2 separate regions of the Homo sapiens genome follow, and region 1 is linked to region 2. A link is a loop called in an ENCODE intact Hi-C map of the cell type or tissue named here. Cell type or tissue: endothelial cell of umbilical vein. All regions are shown on one strand. Each heading gives the region's core, and the rest is flanking DNA. Links, peaks and the distances in the headings are about the cores only.

Region 1 (11,141 bases), core at 1,390-9,389, 170 kb before region 2:
CTCAATCCTTCCCAGACCTCAATGTCTGGGACCCTGGAGCTGCCTAACATAGGAGCTAGAGAGGGAGGGGAATTCACCTGCCGGGTTCAGCATCCGCTGGGCTCCCAGCACCTGTCCTTCATCCTTTCTGTGCAGAGTGAGTTGCAGGACAGGTGCTGAGGGTAGACAGCCCGGTGAGGTATTCAGGTTGGTGGGAGGGACTGAGGCCTGGTAACAGCACCTTACCTTCTCCTTTCTCCCAGGAAGCTCCTCTTCCTGCATATGTGTAACTGAGAAACAGCAGGGCTCCTGGCCCCTCGTCCTCACCCTGATCAGGGGGGCTCTCATGGGGGCTGGCTTCCTCCTCACCTATGGCCTCACCTGGATCTACTATACCAGGTGAGCCGGACTGCCTGTCTCCAGGAAGCTCCTGAGTTCCAGGTGGGGCTGAGCTGTCCTGCCCCAGGACAGCTCAGCCCCACCTGGAATTAGAACTGAAGTGGCTGGTGCTGATCTGAGGCCCATGTTGGCTCTGCAGGTGTGGAGGCCCCCAGCAGAGCAGGGCTGAGAGGCCTGGCTGAGCCCCTCCCGCTCAAGACAGAACTGAGGTGTGGACACTTAGCCCTGTGGGACACATGCAGGACATCACTGTCAGCTTCTTTCTGGAAGCTCACATCCCACTGACTACCCCTCTTTTCCTTCCTGCCCCATACCCCTTCTACTTATTCCCCTCTGCTTGTGAGTCTTGCCCCACCACACCTGCATCCCCATCTGCACCCCATCCCCTCTCCACCTGCCCTTCTCTTCCCTCTCCATCCACCATCTCCAGCCCTGTGAAGGGAATGTACTTTCGGTCTTATACCCCCATTACCCATTACCCAAAAGTTACCTTTTTTTTTTTTTTTTTTTTTTGAGACAGAGTCTCACTCTGTTGCACAGGCTGGAGTTCAGTGGCACAATCTCCGTTCACTGCAACCTCCACCTCTGGGGTTCAAGCAATTCTCCTGCCTCAGCCTCCCTAGTAGCTGGGATTACAGGTGCCTGCCACCACATCCAGTTAATTTTTTTTTTTTGTATGTTAGTAGAGATGGGGTTTTACCATGTTGGCCAGGTCTCGAACTCCTGACCTCAAGCAATCCACTGCATTGGCCTCCCAAAGTGCTGGCATTACAGGTATGAGCCACCGTGCCTGGCTGCCAAAAGTTACCTTCTTAACACTTGAATTTCTGGTCTCCTCAGCTTCCCTATCCATATAGGCACAGAGAGGCAGCATTTGTTTTCCAGTTAAAACTCTACCTCATTGTGATTATTATCCAATACAATTGTTACAAAATAAGTAAAACTTTTATGAAACAATACAACATAACTGATTTTACTCTTTAATGCCTCTGTGAGAGTTTGTAGACAAAAATTATGTCTTTTTTTTTTTTCTTTGAGACAGAGTTTCTATCTTGTTGCCCAGGCTGGAGTGCAATGGCAAAATCTCAGCTCACTGCAACTTCTGCCTCCCAGGTTCAAGTGATTCTCCTTCTGTCCATATACAAGAAGGCAATACCTGTATTGTCAGGTTCTGTGCATCGTATAACTGGAACCAAACATATTTGCTTTAGGGTCTGCTTTCATTTCTTCAGTGTGGTTTTCCCAGTTTATCCACGTTGTTACACGTATCAATAGCTCATTCTCAGTTTTGGTGGGGTTTTTTTTGCTTTTAATATCGTACAGTCAGCCTTCTGTATCCACTGGTTCTGCATTTTCCCTTTAATCACTTTTGCTGCACCACAAAAGTTTTGTTATGTTGTATTTTTATATTAGTTCAAAATATTTCCTTCTTTCCCCTGAGATTTCCTTTGAATTCACGGATTGCTTAGAAGTGTGTTGTTTAATTTCTAAGTGATTGCAGATTTTACTGGTTTTTTATTTTTAAACAAATTGTTACTACTTTCTTTTTAAGTTCCATTTTAATAAATACACATGCTTGATATGATTTTTTTTAACTTTTAAGTTCAGGGGGCACAAGTGCAGGTTTGTTACATAGGTAAAGTGTCATGGGAGTTTGTTGTACAGATTATTGCATCACCCAGATATTAAGCCTAGTACCCATTAGTTATTTTCCTCATCCTCTCCCTCCTCCCACCTTCCACCCTTTGAAAGGCCCCAGTGTGTGTTGCTCACCTCTATGTATCCATGTGTTCTCATCATTTAGCTCCCACTTACAAGTGAGAACATGTGGTATTTGGTTTTCTCTTCTTGTGATAGTTTGCTGAGGATAATGGTCTCCAGCTCCACTCATGTCCCTGCAAAGGACATAATCTCATTCTTTTTTATGGCTGCTTAGTATTCCATGGTGTATATGTACCACATTTTCTCTATCCAGTCTACCACTGATAGGCAGTTAGGTTGATTCCATGTCATTGCTATTGTGAATAGTGCTGCAGTGAATGTATGCATGCATGTGTCTTTGTAATAGAATGATTTATATTCCTTTGGGTATATGCCTAGGAATGGGATTGCTGAGTCGAATGGTATTTCTATGTTTAGGTCTTTGAGGAATCGCCACACTGTCTTCCACAATGGCTGAACTAACTTTCACTTTCACCAACCGTGAGAGTCTTTTATATTGGTTAAGTTTGCTTGATGACACTGGTCTATCTTGGTGAATGCTCCATGTGTGCTTAGAAAGAATGTGTATTGCCCTGTTATGGGACGAATATTAAATGGCAATTAGACATAGTTGTCCAATGGTGTTCAGTTTTATAGCTGGTAACTTTTTTGTCTACCAGCTCAGTCTATTACTGAGAGAGGAATGTTGAAGTCTCTGATCCTAATGTTGGATTTGTCAGTTTCTCCTCTCAGTTTCATCAGTTTTTGCTGCATGTATTTTTAAACTCTGTCGTTAGGTGCATACATATTAAGAATTCTCATGTCTTCTTAAAGAATCAACTTAAAAAAAATTTTTTTTTGAGACAGAGTTTCGCTCTTTTTGCCCAGGCTGGAGTGCAATGGCGCGATCTTGGCTCACTGCAACCTCCGCCTCCCAGGTACAAGTGATTCTCCTGCCTCAGCCTCCCAAATAGCTTGGATTACAGGCACGCACCATCACGCCTGGCTAGTTTTTTTTGTATTTAGTAGAGACAAGGTTTCACCATGTAAGTCAGGCTGGTCCTGAACTCCTGACTTCAGGTGATCCACCCGCCTCAGCCTCCAAAGTGCTGGGATTATAGGCGTGAGCCACCGCAGTTGGCTGAATCAACTGTTTTACATTATGTAACATCACTTTTTGTTCCTGTGATTTTCTTTGCTCTTAAGTGTACTTTGTCTGCTATTAACATAGCCATTCCAGTTTTCTTTTGACTAGTATTTGCATAGTATGCATTTTCACATCCTTTAAGTCCTAGCCTCACCTCATTATATTTGAAATGGAAAGCATTTATACTCAGAAGCTGGAGTTCCTTTTCCCTAGCTCTTCCCTTTCCAGAATTGTTACCTGTTGTTTCAGTGTTCCTAGTTGCCCTGGGCTTCATCCCTTGTTTCTCAGTCCAGAAAGATGGAAGGAGTTGTATTAGAATTTTAGCAGCCACTTTCTGCACTGTAGCTCTGACCTACCATTGGAATAAAGCTATTTATTCCTTGTTGGTGCCTTTCCCCAAATATTGACTCCCGTTCCAGAATCTATTTTCTTTTATCCCATTTCCCAAGTAGTTTTTTTTCCCCATTCAAAGCTTATAACTTGTAAGGATTTTTTGTTTGTTTGTTTTGTTGTGTTGTGGTGAGTTCACTCTGCTAGGAGCTTACTCCTTCATAATAAAAGCACGACTCCTTCTCTTTCGTTTTGAAGGATAATTTTCCAAAATGTAGAATTCTAGCTTTGCATTTTTCTTTTAACCTTTTGGAGATGTCATTCCACTTTGGAGGGCGGGTGAGTTTCTCATGACAATTCAGTCATCATTTTCTTATTGTGGTTCCATTTAAGGCAATATCTGTTTATGTCTTGCTGCTTTTATAATTTCTTCATTCTTTTTCATGAATTTAACTTTTATAAACTTCAGGTGTTTTTCTTTTAATTTCCCTAAGTGCATGTAGCAAAGAGAGTGCAATATTTGCTTTTTTTCTATATGCTTTAACTCTTGATATACTTTATTTATGCTATAATAGAAATGTGTGTCTTCCCAAAATTTATATGTTGAAATCTTAAACCTCAAGGTGATGGTATTAAAAGGTTGGGGCTTTTTGGAAAGTGATTAACCCATAATGGTGCCATCCTTCATGAATGGGATTAGTGTTCTCATAAAAGAAACAGAAGGAAGTGTGTTTTCCTCTTCTGCCATGTGAGGATACCACGAAAAGATACTATCTGGGAAGCAAATAATTCTCTCCAGACACTGAATCCGCTGGCACCTTGATCTTGGACTTCCCGACCTCCAGAATTATGAGAAATAAATTTCTGTTGTTTATAAATCACCCAGCCTAAGGTATTTTGTTATAGCAGCCCAAATGGACTGAGACAATTTATCTTTTCCATCCTATGTTTTTCCCCTCTTTATTGTTTGGGTAATTTTCATTGGAAGAGATAGCTTGAACCACCAAAGTACAGAATAGAAAGTGTGGCAAAGTAAAAGAGGCAGTTCTTGTTCATCCCCAGTTAATCACTGTCATAAGGGGAGTGCTAGATCTTCCAATTTTGAAAGGTAAGTTGAGTAAGTTCATATTATTTTAACACTTCTCAATATTGAAATATTGAAAACTAATTTATAATTTCCAACACATAAATACTTATACAATTTTATAAACAGTAATAATTACAGGAATGCAAATCAAAACCATTATGAGATACCACTTCGTACACGTTAGAATGACCACTATTAAAAAACAAAACAAAACCAGATAATAACAAATATTGGTGAAGATTTGGAGAAATTGAAACCCTTGTGCATTGCTGGTGGGATGTAAAATGGTGCAGTCACTATGGAAGATGGTATGAAAATTCCTCGAAAAACAAAGCATGTAATTACTATGTAATTCAGCAATTCCACAATTCCACTTCTGAGTAGATACCCCAAAGAATTGAAAGCAGGGAGTCTGATATTTGTACCCCAATGTTCACAGCAGCATTATTTACAATAGCCAAAACATGGAAGCAACATAAATGTCTATCAGTGGATAAATGGAGAAACAAAATGTAGTATGCATCAAATAAAATCTTATTCAGCTTTAAAACGGAATGAAGTTCTAACAAATGCTTTAATGTGTATGACTTTGAAGACATTATGCTAGGTGAAATAAACCAGACAGAAAAGCACAAATGTCATAAGAGTCTACTTATATGAGATACTGAGATAGTCAAATGCATAGATACAGAAAGTAGAATGACGCTTGCTAAGGGCTGGGATGAGAAGGAAATGGAGAGTCAGTGTTTAATGAGTACACAGATTCAGTATGGAAAGATGAAAAAGTTCTGGAAATGGATGGTTGTGACAGTTGTAAAACAAGATGAATATATTCAGTGCCACTGAACCATACATTTAAAAGTGGTTAAAATGTTAAAATTTGTGTTATGCATTATTTTACCAAAATAAAACTTTTTTTTGTCAACACTTTCAATCAAATATAATAGAAATGTAAGCTGAATATATCTATCCAATGGATGCCCAATCAAAAGTAAAGACTTCATAGCTACCAGGGTGTTCTCTCAGTCCACACCTCTCCTAGTTGGAGTCCTTCATAATTGCCTCCACATAATTCCTGCCTCAATTTATCATACCATCAACTCAGTCACAGGTTGTAACTTTGTTCTCAGCTCCTCCTCTCCTGCTTTGAATTTGTTAAAATTGTACTGCACCAGGCTGATATATTCCAAGAGTTTAAGAGCAGATTTAAGTTTTGATGGTACAAACCAGTAATTCCCAAATCTTGCATCCTGTTCAGATTTTAAGATCCCCAGAAAGTAACTGGATCTCTCATGCTTAATAATCACAGAGAACCCAAAGCTGCCAACTTACCACAATATGTGGGAGAGTTCCTGAGGGTGATGGGTGATTGACATATGCAAGCTGGTATCCCTTCCCCAAACGTGAGAACAAAGACTTCTTTCCTGCCTTTCCCAGCACTTTGTACAAGTATATTTTGGGTAGCACTCTTCATTCAAGGTTTGGGAGCAGCAGAAAGGAATGGCTCTTCAGGATAAGAAGTAGGTTAAATTGGATGCTAGACATCGTGTTGCAAAAATTCACCATTCATCCCCACCACAGAAAGTCTTTCACTGGATTTTGTGTCCTAGTACCACGTTGTTGAGTCCAAGAGGTCATCCCCCAAATCCTCATCTCATTGCCACTGAATCCAGAACTTTTAAAAATGCTTTCTCTATCCTCCACAAGGGGGAGCCTTAACGTTCATCTTCCTTTTTTTATCCAGCATCATTTTAGCTTCCTCTTCACCTCATCCTTCAAAAGTTTATACATCCAAAATTACCACTAGTAATTTTTTCGTCTGAATTTCACCTCAATAAAAAATATTATCACCAGTTTAATTTGAAAACAAAGTAGTGATAAACTATATACACACTTTTCTCTTGAGGCAAACTCTGTAGCCCTTCTTGAATGTGAAAATGGTAATTTCTTTACCTCAATTCTTTTTTTCCTTCTTACATCCAATTCTGTATTTTGTGTTACTTTACTTTTATTAGAATGGGCATTGTGCCCCTGAGGTGGGCCAGCCTGGCCTCTTCCTTGCCCTTGGGGCCCAGATTTCCTGGTAGAGGCTGTGGGGAAATTTCCTTTTCTGCCCTTCTGTCTATATCTTGTGGCTTCTGGTTGCAATTTCCTCTTCTCTCACCCCATTTGTTTCTTGCACTTAATAGACAGCACAGAGGATGGGGGTTGGGGGAATGAAGCTGTCCCAGGGCAAGATCTGGGATCTCCAGCTTGAGAGATGCCTCTAGTGTTGAGTGGGACAAATGCTTGAGAGGACCAGGTGGGGTTTGGGGCTGGCCCTACAGGTATCTCTGTCTCTCACCCAAGGAAACAAGTGACCTAATGTTTTGTACATTCTCCTACACCTGGGATCCTGGAATCCTAAAACTCACTGCAGCCAGGCACGTGGTAACTGTTCTCTAGTGATCGATCACAAAGAGAGGGTGAAAATAAAAAATAGAATTCCCAAGATCAATGTCACCTCCTCAGTTGCTCCCAGGACAATAACTCTTCTCTGAGCACTGGGGGATTCCAGATGGGAGTTAGTGGGAGATATATCTTAAGAGGATGTGGTAGAACATAAACCTTTTACCTAAGGAGTCACTGTGAGAGTGACAGGGGCACAAGTTCTCCAAGAGTGAGCAACAAGAGGTGGAGATGAGGGTGGGACCACACATGGAGTTACTCATCACTCCGAAGGGACCCTGGAGCCAAATGGAGAGGAAACACCCATTACCTTCTCTCAAAAAGGTGCTGCCTTCTCCTTTCAGGGACCTGAGACCCATGACTGCTACCTCACTCCTTGTCTCAGTGGTCACCTTTACTTCTGGGCTTCAGGTGCTCTGCAGGTGCCCTTCAGTTTTCCCCTTTGGAAGCCAGAGAAACATGGAGAGAATCAGCCTCCTTAGCATGGCTTATGGGAGCTGGAGTAGGATGTCAGGGTCCTGGGGAGAAAAGACCTTTGGATGTGCAGGTCCTGTGGAGGCAAGACCTCAGAGAGGTAGAGCTCAGTGTCTGGGCCAGGGGTCAAGTTTTCAATCTTTCTCTTTATAAATAGTGTTATTGGCTGGGCGTGGTGGCTCACACCTGTAATCCCAGCACTTTGGGAGGCCAAGGTGGGTGGATCATGAGGTCAGGAGATCGAGACCATCCTGACCAACATGGTAAAACCCCGTCTCTACTAAAAATTCGAAAATTAGCTGGGCGTGGTGGGGTGTGCTTGTAGTCCCAGCTACTCCGGAGGCTGAGGCAGGAGAATCGCTTGAACCTGGGAGGCGGAGGTTGCAGTGAGCCAAAATCACGCCACTGCACTCCAGCCTGGGTGACAGAGCACGACTCTGTCTCAAAAAAAATAATAATAAATAATAAAAATAAACAAATAAATAAATAGTGTTATTTATGTTTTGCTCAGAAATCCTACCTACCTCAAATTCATGGCGATTTCCTGCTATATTATTTTCTAACAGCTCTATTGTTTTCTTTGTCATATTTAGACCTTCAAGCTACCTGTACTTGACTTTTATGCATGAGCTGGGAGTCAAATTTCATTGCAAACTTACTGCAAACTTGATTGCATTAAGTTTTGCCCACAGATATTTTTTGAAAAGTTGGCCGGGCCCAGTGGCTCATGCCTGTAATCCCAACACTTTGGGAGGTTGAGGTGGGAGGACCGCTTGAGCCCAGAAGTTTGAGACCAGCCTGGGCAACATAGTGAGAACCTGTCTCTACAAAAAATTAAAAAATTAGCCAAGCATAATGGTGCATTCCTGTAGTCCCAGCTATTTGGGAGGCTGAGATGAGAGGAGTGCCTGAGCCCAGAGAAATAGAGACTGTGGTGAGCCCTGATCACACCATTGTACTCCATCCTAGGTGACAGAGACACTGTCTCAAAAAAAATTAAATAAATAAAAACCCAAAATAAATAAAAAGAAAAATTTATTATTTGCCACTTCCTCTATCACACTTGATGTTTCCTGTGGTTGAGGTCTATTTCCAGGCACTCAATTTTGTTCCACTTGGTCAATACATAATTGTCACTTTTTTTTTTCAGACAAGGTCTCACTGTGTCACTTTGTCACCTTGGATGGAGTGCAGTGCTGCAATCTTGGCTCACTGCAACCTCCACCTCCTGGGCTCAAGTGATCCTCCCACCTCAGCCTCTCAAGTAGCTGAGACTACAGGCATGAGCCACCCATGCCCAGCTAATTTTTGTGTTTTTTGTACAGATGGGGTGTCACCATGTTGCCCAGGCTGGTCTTGAATTCCTGGGCTCAAGTAATCCTTCTGCCTCGGTCTCCCATAGCGCTGGTATTACAGGTGTGAACCATTGAAATGGGCCTATTTTCTCACATTTTTAAAAATTTGAGACAGTCTCACTCTGTCACCCTGGGTGGAATGCAGTGGCACAATCTTAGCTCACTGCAACCTCCACCTCCTGGGTTCAAGCAATTCTTGTGCCTCAGCCTCCTGAGCAGCTGAGATTACAGGCACATGCCACGATGCCCAGCTAATTTTTGTTATTTTTTAGTAGAGACAGGGTTTCACCATGTTGGTCAGGCTGCTTTCAAACTCCTGACCTTAAGTGATCCATCTGCCTCGGCCTCCTAAAGTGCGGGGATTACAGATGTGAGCCACTGTGCCCCGTCTGAAATGGTCATATTTTCTGTAATGTTATGATACATCTTTTTATCTTGCAAAGCCATTCATTGTTCTTCATGGTTGCCTTGACCATACTTGAACATTTCTACTTCAGTATAAATTTTACAATAGAGTTACCAAATTGCACAAAAATCACCCGGGAGATTGTATGACATATTCCTTTGATGCTGTAGATTGTTGGGTAAAATTGGCATTCATACAATATTGTTCTCAAACTCATCAACATGGCCTCTTTTTCAGTTTATTTACATCTTGATTTATTTATTTTTTATTTATTTATTTTCTTGAGACGGAGTCTTGGTCTGTCGCCCAGGCTGGAGTGCAATAGTGCAATCTCGACTCACTGCAACCTCCATCTCTCAGGTTCAAGTGATTCTCCTGCCTTGGCCTACTGAGTAGCTGGGACTACAGGTGCCTGCCACCACACCCAGCTAATTTTTGTATTTTTAGTAGAGATGGGGTTTCACCAGGTTGGCCAGGGTGGTCTCGAACTCCTGACCTCAGGTGATCCACACGCCTCGGCCTCCCAAAGTGTTGGCATTACAGGCGTGAGCCACTGCGCCCAGCCTATTTACATCTTTAATGTCCTTGAATACAGATTTATAATTTCCTCCATAGAGGTGACATATACATATTTTTGTTAGATACATCTCTAATAGTTAGATATATTCCATATATTCAAAAATTATATCATATTTTTTGATATTGATAAATTATATCATAATTTTTGAAGCTTTTGTCAATGGCATTTTTATAAAATTCCATTTTTATTACTGTGATGTGGAAAGACAACTGATTTTGTAATTTGATTAATCTCTGGCTGTCTTGCAAATATTTTATTAAGGCTTCAAATGTATCCGTATATACTTTTGGATTTTTCTTTTTTTTTTTTTGAGATGGAGTGTCGCTCTGTCGCCCAGGCTGGAGTGCAGTGGTGTGATCTCCACTCACTGCAAGCTCCACCTCCCAGGTTCACACCATTCTCCTGCCTCAGCCTCCCGAGTAGCTGGGACTACAGGCGCCCACCACCACGCCCGGCTAATTTTTTGTATTTTTAGTAGAGATGGGGTTTCACCATGTTAGCCAGGATGGTCTTGATCTCCTGACCTCGTGATCCGCCTGCCTCAGCCTCCCAAAGTGCTGGGATTACAGGCGTGAGCTACCACGCTTAGCCTGGATTTTTCTATATGTGCAGTCATGTCATTGATAAAGACCTCTGTTAAAATTTCATTGTAATTGCTGTACCTTTTGCTTATTTTTATTGCCTTATTATGCTAGGACCTGAAGCTACTTCATTAGGTATATGATGTTTGCTGAAGACACCCTTTATCTTGTTTGGGAAATTCTCTAAAGAGAATTTCTAGTTGGCTATGAATTATATCATAAAGGGATTTGAAATCACCCAATGCTCACTTATTCATCTCTTGAGATTTAATTAGTTAAGGCTGATGTGAAAACAGAAGCCATACTATGTATTTTAGGAGAGGGAATTTAATATTAAGATTTTAATATAAAGATAAAAATACCATTTTCCTACATAATCAAGTCTTTATCTTTAGATCCTACTAGCCGGTATGATGAATTACTTTCACAGTTCAAATGAGGAATAAAGTTCAGAATTTGCAATAAGAAAAAGAAAAAAGAAAAAATTATTCTGACACCTGTTAACATTGACTATTCAGGATGACTGAGACAGGTATCAAGACTAGTGCAGGCCAGGCACAGTGGCTCATGCCTGTAATCCCAACACTTTGGGAGGCAAGGCAGGGAAATGACCTGAGGTCAGGCATTCGAGACCAGCCTGGCCAACATGGTGAA
Region 2 (9,528 bases), core at 1-8,000:
AATTATCTCAAACCATTTATGGGGTCCTCCTCATTTTTCCATTGAAAACCCTTTGTGTTCTTTTACCTCCCTGAATATGCACGTAGTTTACTATAGCACCCAGATTCCCATTGCAATGCCCCATTCCTGAATACATATCATTTTCTTTTAGAGAGCTTCTCTCTGTTTGTTATTTAGGTTGACACTTTGTTGTTGGAGGGTCAGGCTGTTTCTAAAAACAGGGATCCAGGACAGGGGAGTTGTGCACAGAAGTAATGAGGTATGGGCCCCTTGAAACCTGACAGAGAGACAGACAGACAGGGACATAAAAAAAAATGCAGGCAGAGTGAGATACAGAGGGAAGACACAGAAACAGAGAGAGAGAGAGAGAGAGAGGGAAAGAACAACTCAGAAATGTCCAATTGACAAGGTCTTTCTAACCGTACTTGGGAATGTGTTTGTCTTTCATTTTGATAACACACCCTACTTTTTAAATTATAAAAGGAGTGAATTTGAATTTATTATAAAAATTTTTGATTTACATACTTACATATTTATGTAATATTATTAACATTTACATATTTATACATATATTTTATATGTATAACTATATAAGTATGTAAAATAAATATAAAATTATTTATTGTCATTTAAAGAATACCGTTTTTTAAAACCACCCAGAGATACAACCAGCTGTTTTCTATGTGTCTTTTCAGTTTGGGTATGTTATAGCTGGCATACGCATGCACATATGAATCTCTTTTATTAGAGCAGAATTATATCATTAAATTTTTGTTTTTATTAGGGCTTTTCAAATGTTAAACCCAAGTTTTGTCAGAGTAAGGTGAATATGCACCTCTGGATGTCTACTGGTTTAGAAAATATCTTTGAAGTCTTCTGTGCCCTGAAAACCCATATGAATATTTGCAGCCTACAGCCAGACACCTCCATGTTAGTTTTAATAGGAAAATAACGCATTCGTTACCACTGATGTTAGTTAATTGGCCTGCCCCAGTATTACCGTGTAAATGGTGCCTCTGAAATATATACAAAGTGGATCTTCTGGCTTTAGCTCCCTTGAAGCACTCCCCACATTCTGCCTCAGGTCCTGGACTCTCATGGGAGAAGCATGGCTTTGCACCATCACTGTTCATTATTCATGGCTGTGTAGTATTCCACTGGATTGGATATGGGTTGAGTTATTCAACCAATCCTCTATTTGCAATCATTTATGTCCTTTAAGTTTTGTTTTTTTTTTTCCAGACAGAGTCTCACTCTGTCCTCCAGGCTGGAGGTCAGTAGTGTGATCCAGGCTCACTGCAACCTCTGCCTCCTGAGTTCAAGTGATTCTCATGCCTCAGCCTCCAGAGTAGCTGGGATTACAGGCATGTGCCATCACATCGGGCTAATATTTTTTGTATTTTTAGTAGAGACGGGATTTTGCCATGTTGGCCAGGCTGGTCTTCAACTCCTGGGTTCAAGTGATCCATCCCCCTTGGCATCCCAAGTGTTGGGATTACAGGCATGAGCCACTGGGCCAGGCCGGGTTCTTTCAATTAAAAAACACGATATTTTAGAGCAGTTTTAGGTTTACAGCAAAATTCAGAGGAAGGTACAGAGGTTTTTCATATATCACCTGCCCTCCCGCATGCACAGCCACCCCCATTATCAACAGCCCCACCACAGTGGTACATTCATTGCATTTGATGAGCTCACGTTGACGCAATATTAGCACCCAAAGCCCACAGTTTATATTAGAGTTCTTTTTTTTTTTTTTTTTTTTTTTGAGATAGAGTCTTCCTCTGTCGCCAGGCTGGAGTGCAGTGGCACAATCTCGGCTCACTCAACCTCCACCTCCCAGGTTCAAGCGATTCCCCTGTCTCACCCTCCCAAGTAGCTGGGACTACAGGCACACACCACCACGCCTGGCTAATTCTTTGTGTTTTAGTAGAGATGGGGTTTCCCCATGTTGTTCAGAATGGTCTCAATCTCTGACCTCGTGATCCACCCACCTTGGCCTCCCAAAGTGCTGGGATTACAGGCGTGAGCCACCATGCCTGGCCCACTTTTTTTTGTACACAGCAGCATGAACAGCTTTTGCCTAGTCCCATTTGTAGATCCGTGATTAATCCCAGAGGTGAACTTGCACAGGAAAGAACTCAACCCTACTTAAATAGAGGTCTGGACTTTGCTCTCAGCTACTGGGAGGGAACTCTAAGCCCCTGGAATATCTCACCTGATAGGAATGTCTTTATTTACCTTAGTGCCTTGCCCAATAATATGACTAATATTCATAATAATATGACTAAATAGTTATATTCGTCTAATAATATGACCACCAAATAGTCTAATAATATGACTAATGGTAGGGACTTTGGGTCACTGTTGTCAGCTCTATCTCTAGAGCAGCTGAAGCTAAGATCAGCCATGTGAACAGCCATCCATATCTACATGGCAAAGCCACAATAAAAACCCTGGGCATCAAGGCTTAGGTGAGTGTCCCTGGTTGGTGACACTCTATGCATGTTGTCACACGTCATGTAAGGAGGAATTACTGCTGTCTGTGATTGTACTGGGAGGGGACAACTGGAAACTACACATTTGGAATTCACTGGACCCTGCCCCATGCTCTTCTCCCCTTGGCTGACTTTAATCTGTATCCTTTTGCTGTAATGAGACATAACATGAGAATAAGAGCTTTCAGTGAGTTCTGTGAGTCCTACTTGTGAACTGTCGAAACTGAAGGTGATCAGGGGACCCCTGAGTGTGAAGCTGGAGTTAGAAGTGAGGATGGTCTTGTGCACTGCCCCCAAATTACTGAGGACTGCTGGGTCAAAGGCTGTACAGGCTGTTTGAGGAAAGACCATGGTTAAGAGGGGGGATTCCTGGTCACACTGTCTGGTTTGAACCTAATGCTGCCACTTACCTGCCACGTGATCTCAGTTAAGTTTCCTATCTCCGCTAAGCTTTGCTTTCTACACCTGTAAAATGGGGACATTACCTTAGAAAATTAACACAGAAACAGAAAACCAATGCCGCATGTTCTCACTTATAAGTGGCAGTTAAAAGAGGAGAACACTTGGACACATAGAGGGGAACATCAGACACTGGGGCCTCCTTGAGGGTGGACAGTAAGAGGAGGGAGAGGAGCAGAAAAAATAGCTATTGGGTACTAGGCATAGTACCTGGGTAATGAAATAATCTGTACAAAAAACTTCCATGACACAAGTTTACCTATATAACAAATCTGCACGTGTACCCCGAACCTAAAATAAAGGTTAAGAAATAAAAAATTTAAATAAATTTAAAAGAATCTTAGGGTCTACAACTACTATGTACCCACAAAAATTAAAAAGAAAAAGAAATTGTTTTTAATAGGGATGTAAAATGTTTCCTCTTCATAGGGCTGTTCAGAAAAAACTACAGAAGAAAGTGTAGAACGTAGAATCCTTCTTAGCTGGGTTCTCATGTCTGAGGTCCTTATTACTAAGGAAAAAGAGAGAGTGGATACTGAGAGGAGACCAGCAACCACAGCCACAGAGAGCGTCCGATCAGCTCCATTTGGCTGCACCAACATGAAGCATTCCTTTTAGACACAGCATTGTGCCATGTCCCTGAAGAAACATGTACCTCCCTCCATCTAGACTGTGCATGGTCAGTGATGCCTAGTCTGAACAATCAGGATGAAGATGGCAGAACTGGTTTCATTCAGAGCCCATGGCATGACCCTTACTGTCTCATGCAACGACACCCTCATGAGGACCCTGCTGTTAGGAGAGGAGTGCAGGTTTGGAGGGTGCCTTGAGCTTCAAAGACTCACTCTCATTCCCTTAAGCAGACCCCAGAGCTAGACCTGACCCATCCCATCCGGGATCCCCCATAACTTGGAGAATTTCTTCTGAAACCCTGTCTCTCCAGTCAGGAGTGGCAGCATCCACTGCTCACCTATGGACAGGAAGCAGCCTGGGGAGCAGACCCAAGAGGCCCCTCAGTCTATTTCTGGAGCCCAGCTTTGTACCTTTTTATTAAGAGAGCAGAACGTCATAGTCCCTCCCAGGGCAAAGTTCTGCCTGGCACAGCCAGAGCGAATGCTAATGAACAGCCACTCCTTCCTGTCTATCTATCTTGGAGATCACAAAAAATGTTAAGTTGGGATCTCTGAGGCGCTGTACATAAGGTGGGTTTCTCACAGCCCCCTACTCTGGTTTTTGCCACAAGAGGTAGCTGTTATAACTTAATGTTATTTGTAATGTTATTGTTATTGTTAATGTCATTCTTGTTATTTTCCATCTCACTCCCATCTTTGGAAGCTGACTGGAGGCTCCTGCCTCTCACCCTCTCTATCCACTTCTTACTCCTATCCACAGGAGGTTGTACAAAGATTAGGGTGGATGCATCGCACAACTCTATGGCTCCCCCTGGTGGTGAGATGCATTTGAGGTGATGGGTTTGCCCAGACACCGCCGCCTTCTGTGTACATCAAATCTCCATCTGTTCCTCTCCCAGCAAGACACTTCTGATTGGATTTAAGGATCAACTCGATAATTCAGGATGAGCTACACTGGTCAAAAGCCTCTATATTATATACATACAATGAAATACCTTAAAAAGAAGGAGATTCTGACACGTGTTGCAACTTAGATGAAGCTTGGAGACACTATGCCACATGAAATTAGCCAGTCACAAAAGTTACCAATACTGTATGATTCCACTTATAGGAGGTATCTAGAATAGGCAAATTCATAGACAGAAAGTAGAAAGTTGGCTGCCGTGGGCTGGGAGCAGGACGGAATAGGGAGTTATCTTTCAGTGGGTACAGAGTTTCAATTTGGCAAGATGAAGACATTTCTGGAGATCAATGGTTGATAATTGCATAAGAGTGTGAAAGTACTTAATGCCACTTACCTGTGCACTGAAAAATGATTAAAATGGTAATTTTTGTTATGTGTATTTTAAGACGGATTTTAAAAAGCACTAAAGATTTGATCAGCCTCCTCATCAAAGAAGAAAAACTCATGGCAAATAATCACATGAATGGAAACATTCCCAACGCCATTTGCTCTTATGAAATCGTGGATTAGAACTAGAATGAGGTGGCAGTACATACCTATTAGAATGGCTACAAAACCAAACCAAAAGAAAAATAAATTTTACACATTCCTGATAATACCAAATATTAATGAGAATGTAGAGCAACCAGAACTCACATGTTTTGCTGGTGGGGATATGAAGTGGCACTCACACTTTGGAGAACACTTTGACAATTTCTTTTTCTTTTTCTTTTTTTAGACAGAGTCTCACTGTGTCGCCCAGGCTGAAGTGCAGTGGCACGATCTCGGCTCACTGCAGCCTCCGTCTCCCAGTTTCAAGCGATTCACCTGCCTCAGTCTCCTGAGTAGCTGGGATAGCAGGCACCCACCACACCTAGCTAATTTTTGTATTTTTAGTAGAGATGGGGTCTCGCCATGTTGGCCAGGCTGGTCTTGAACTCCTGACCTCAAATGATCCACCCGCCTCAGCCTCCCAAAGTTCTGGGATTACAGGCGTGAGCCACCGCACCCAGCTGCGATTTCTTATAACTTACACATGTGACTAAGCACCCAACTCCTAGGTATTTATGCAAGAGAAAAAAAAACTAGTGTCCACACACAGAAATCTGCATGGGAATATTTGTACTAGCTTTATATTATATTCACCAAAACCTGGAAACATTCTGAGTATCTGTCAAACAGTGAATATATACAAAATGGGGGATCTGTGGAAAACAATGAAGTATGAGTCAGCAATTTAAAAACAAAAACAAATTATTCATATATATACCCAATCACATAGCTGAGTCTCAAATGCATTACACCGAGTGAATGAATCCAAGGAATCCAAGCCATATTCTTAACTTTAAAATAACTTACAACAAGGTATTATATTACTTATTAAAACCTCAATTATTTATATAGTAAGTGAAGATACAAATAGCTCTCCATGTTAATAAGGACAAATGAGCATTTATCTAGATAATACTGTAATAAATATTTTACTAATATATGGTGCCAAATAGTATTATGTCCTAGATTTCAAGAGTTCGTTGGATGCATACGATACAGAGTGAGATGGAAAATCACGTAGCTGAACCTAAAATTGCTTTTTATCCATTAAGTTTTTTATTTTGATTTTTATTTATTTATTTATTTTGAAACTTAAAGGTATTGGCCAGGACATTTAACTGTGTGACTGTCAGGAAGGTCACACCCGGGTATAGTCAGATATGTGTCATATGATTTAGCGAGGCAAATTTCCAAATCCTCAGATAAGAGAACAGCATGACCACATTGTCTGAGACTCTTCATAGACAAGAGGGAGGAAGAGGATTAGGAAACACCAGAAAAACTAAATTCCAACAAGACAATTATAAATGCATGTCAATGCCCAAACAAGCAACTCATGAAAGAAAAATAGAGACCGGACGCGGTGGCTCACACCTGTAGTCCTAGCACTTTGGGAGGACGAGGTGGGCGGATCACCTGAGGTCGGGAGTTCGAGACCAGCCTGACCAACATGGAGAAACCCTGTCTCTACTAAAAATACAAAATTAGCCAGGCATGGTGGCGCATGCTTGTAATCCCAGCTACTCAGGAGGCTGAGGCAGGAGAATTGCTTGAACCTGGGATGCAGAGGTTGTGGTGAGCCGAGATCGTGCCATTGCACTCCAGCCTGGGCAACAAGAGCAAAACTTCATCTCAAAAAAAAAAAAAAAAAAAAAAGTAAAGAAAAAAGAAAAGAAAAATACAAATAGCCATAAACATGAAAAATGGAACCTAAAATTTTAATTTTGTCTGTATACTCATGTTGTCTGAAAATATTATGTCTTATGAGCCTCATTTAACTGTGAGCAGCATATTTTTACATGAAAGGAAATGCTAATCTCTATGAAGAGGACCTCAAATAAATCACTTCTGTCCACACTACACAGAATGGCAACATCCATGGAAAAGAAGTTTCTTCTGCACTGCAGTCCATAGAATATGTGTCCTTCCTTTTGGTTTACAAGAAGATCCTGCATGGTTCTTATTCTGAAGATGTCATTCAAATTTTGTAAATCAGCATACCAGTTGTCAGGGAAAAAAATTCAGTACTCAAGTTTTTTTAAAATACCTAGTATTGGCCGGGCGTGGTGGCTCATGCCTGTGGTCCCAGCACTTTGGTAGGCCGAGGCAGGTGGATCATGAGGTCAGGAGTTCGAGACGAGCCTGACCAACATGGTGAAACCCCATTTCTACTTAAAAAAAAATACAAAAATTAGCTGGGTGTGGTGGCAGACACCTGTAATCCCAGCTACTCAGGAGCTACTCAGGAGGCTGAGGCAGGAGAATCACTTGAACCCAGGAGGCAGAGGTTGCAGTGAGCTAAGATTGCACCACTGCACTCCAGCATGAGCGACAGAGCGAGACTCAGTCTCAAAAAAAACCACCTAGAATTCTACCATGACATACGGCAAATTCACCAGTGTCCACAGCTCTAAAGCCAGTGTGTGTGTGTGTGTGTGTGTGTGTGTGTATGGTGAGGACATGAGGCTATGGGTGGGGGCCATCTCAAGGGTGGGGACCAGGTCCCTGGCATCTTTTCTCCAGCCCCACTGACACACAGATGCTCACTGTGTGTTTGGTGAATGAATGAATGTATGAATGAGTGAATGGCTACCACCCACACTGCACCCAGGACCCTTCTTCTTTTCACTGTCCCAGACACTCCCACAGAACCTACAGAATCCTCCATCCTGCAGGACTGACTTCCTCATGACTCTAGATGAGGTTGTGACTCTCTGGGACCAGACCAGGAGTGACATGTTCCCAGGTATAAACGGTGGTGCACAAAAAAGCACCTCAGGGTGGGAGAACCTTAGACCCTCATGAGTGTCCCATGCCTCAGATGTCCCCAGAGATCCTAGTCCAGGCTCTGGTGGTGGAGGGAAGCTCTCAGATGAGAGGAAATATAAGATCTCTGCTCCTTATTTGCTCCCCTCTGGGGAGGTCTCTGGAGTCTCCCTCTGCTCTGTGCAGAGGGGATGAGCTCTGACCACGTGTAGGTCTGAGGTTTTTCTTCTGTGAACCGCCAAGTCCTCCTGCTTCTCCTCAGCCTCCAATGGGCCCTCAAACCTTCCCCTCCAATCCCTTCCCCTTCTCTCATTACACAGGGAGTCCAGGAACCCTCTGCCTAAGAGACGCTGCTGCCCCTGCAGTGGATAGGTGAGTGGGCCATGGGGAGAGGGACTCTGGGGCTGAACTGAGCTGACCCTCGTTTCTCCACTGGAGCCCTGGCTCAGGATGCAGTTTTCTAGCTGGAAGTGCAGGAGTCTGTGACTGTACAGGAGTGTCTGTGCACCCTCATGCCTTGCTCATTCTCCTATCTCCACCCTACTACACGAATAACTCTGTTCATGACTACTGGTTCCGGGAAGGAGGCAAGGAATTCTGGGACACTTCAGAGCCCACAAACAACCCAAATTGAAAAATGAAGGAGGAGACCCTGGGCCTTTTCTGCCTCTTCAGGAATCCCCAGAGGAACAACTGCTCCCAGAGTATCATAGATGCCAGAAGGAGGTGAACAATGGTTCACATTTCTTTCAGGTGGAGAGAGGAAGTACCAAATACAGGTTATAATCTCCCCAGTTCTCTTTGTGTGTGACTGGTAAGAAACCAGCTCCAGGACTGACCACAGGGGAAAGTCAAAGGGGCTGCAGGGCAGGGTAGGGCTGGGATGGGGTCCCTGTCCTGGGAGGGAGTTGGGCATAAAGCATGCCGGGGGTTTGGGGGAGGAGCTAGACCAGAGCCTGAGCTTCCCCCAGGGCTTCACCTTGGACCTACCCTTTTGATCCTGCATGCCCCCCATCTCCTCACTAACCCTGACTCATATACCCAACATTCTCATCCTGGAGACCCTAGAGTCCAGCCACCTCTGAAACCTGACCTGATCTGTGCGCTGGGCCTATAAGCAGGAGACACCCCCTTATCATTTCCTGGATGTCAGCTGCCCCCACTTCTCTGAGCCCCAGGACCACCCATTCCTTGGCGTTCACAATCACCTCAAGGCTCCAGGACCATGGCACCAACCTGACCTGTCAGGTGAAGTTTCTCAGAGCTGGTGTGACTGCAGAGAGAACCATCCAGCTCAATGTCTCCTATGAGTGCTGGGCCAGGATGCCTGGGTTCCTGAGGGTGTGGTGGGGACAGGACAGCTGGAGCTGAGGACACTTGATATCCTGGAGGACTGGCTGAGCAGGGGAACAGGAAGGACACAAGCCCTGTCCCTTCTGCATGCCTTCGGCTTCTAGGAGGAGTAGGAGGAAATGCTTACCCTTATCTCCTCCCCACCTCCAACTGAAGGAAGTCCTCTCTTCCTGTCCAAGAGGTTCCACAAAACCTGACAACTAGTGTCTCCCTAGGAGATAGATCAGATAGGAGGGCACCTCTCTACATGCAGCTGTTACTGGATTGTTTGTAGGGGGGTTTTGGCTGTTGAGGTGTTTGAGTTCCTTGTATAGTTTGGATATTAATC

Evidence for each region. Hi-C counts contacts between places; a loop is a spot of excess contacts. Peaks named below come from ENCODE experiments on the same cell type or tissue, not always from the same donor. Only the 100,000 strongest peaks of a DNase experiment are listed, where the experiment ranks them.
Region 1: a loop joins it to region 2, with 19 times the contacts of the local background. A loop is called at or near these places in 9 of 110 quality-filtered maps.

Annotation. Positions count from the first base shown.
Region 1 is chr19:51,632,774-51,643,914 of GRCh38, reverse strand. SIGLEC14 (sialic acid binding Ig like lectin 14) reads left to right here. Exons shown (of 7, transcript NM_001098612.3): 5 at 1-136; 6 at 243-378; 7 at 518-4,437. The coding sequence ends at 560. Among named protein-coding and RNA genes, the nearest start is that of SIGLEC5, 7.9 kb to the right of the region's middle. In endothelial cell of umbilical vein, for the core only: a CTCF peak has its summit at 6,357 (motif pointing right); no DNase peak of the experiment used is centred there; H3K27me3 peaks cover 274 bases.
Region 2 is chr19:51,467,986-51,477,513 of GRCh38, reverse strand. It overlaps the pseudogene SIGLEC26P. Among named protein-coding and RNA genes, the nearest start is that of CEACAM18, 5.8 kb to the left of the region's middle. In endothelial cell of umbilical vein, for the core only: a CTCF peak has its summit at 4,416 (motif pointing left); a DNase peak (open chromatin) is centred at 4,403.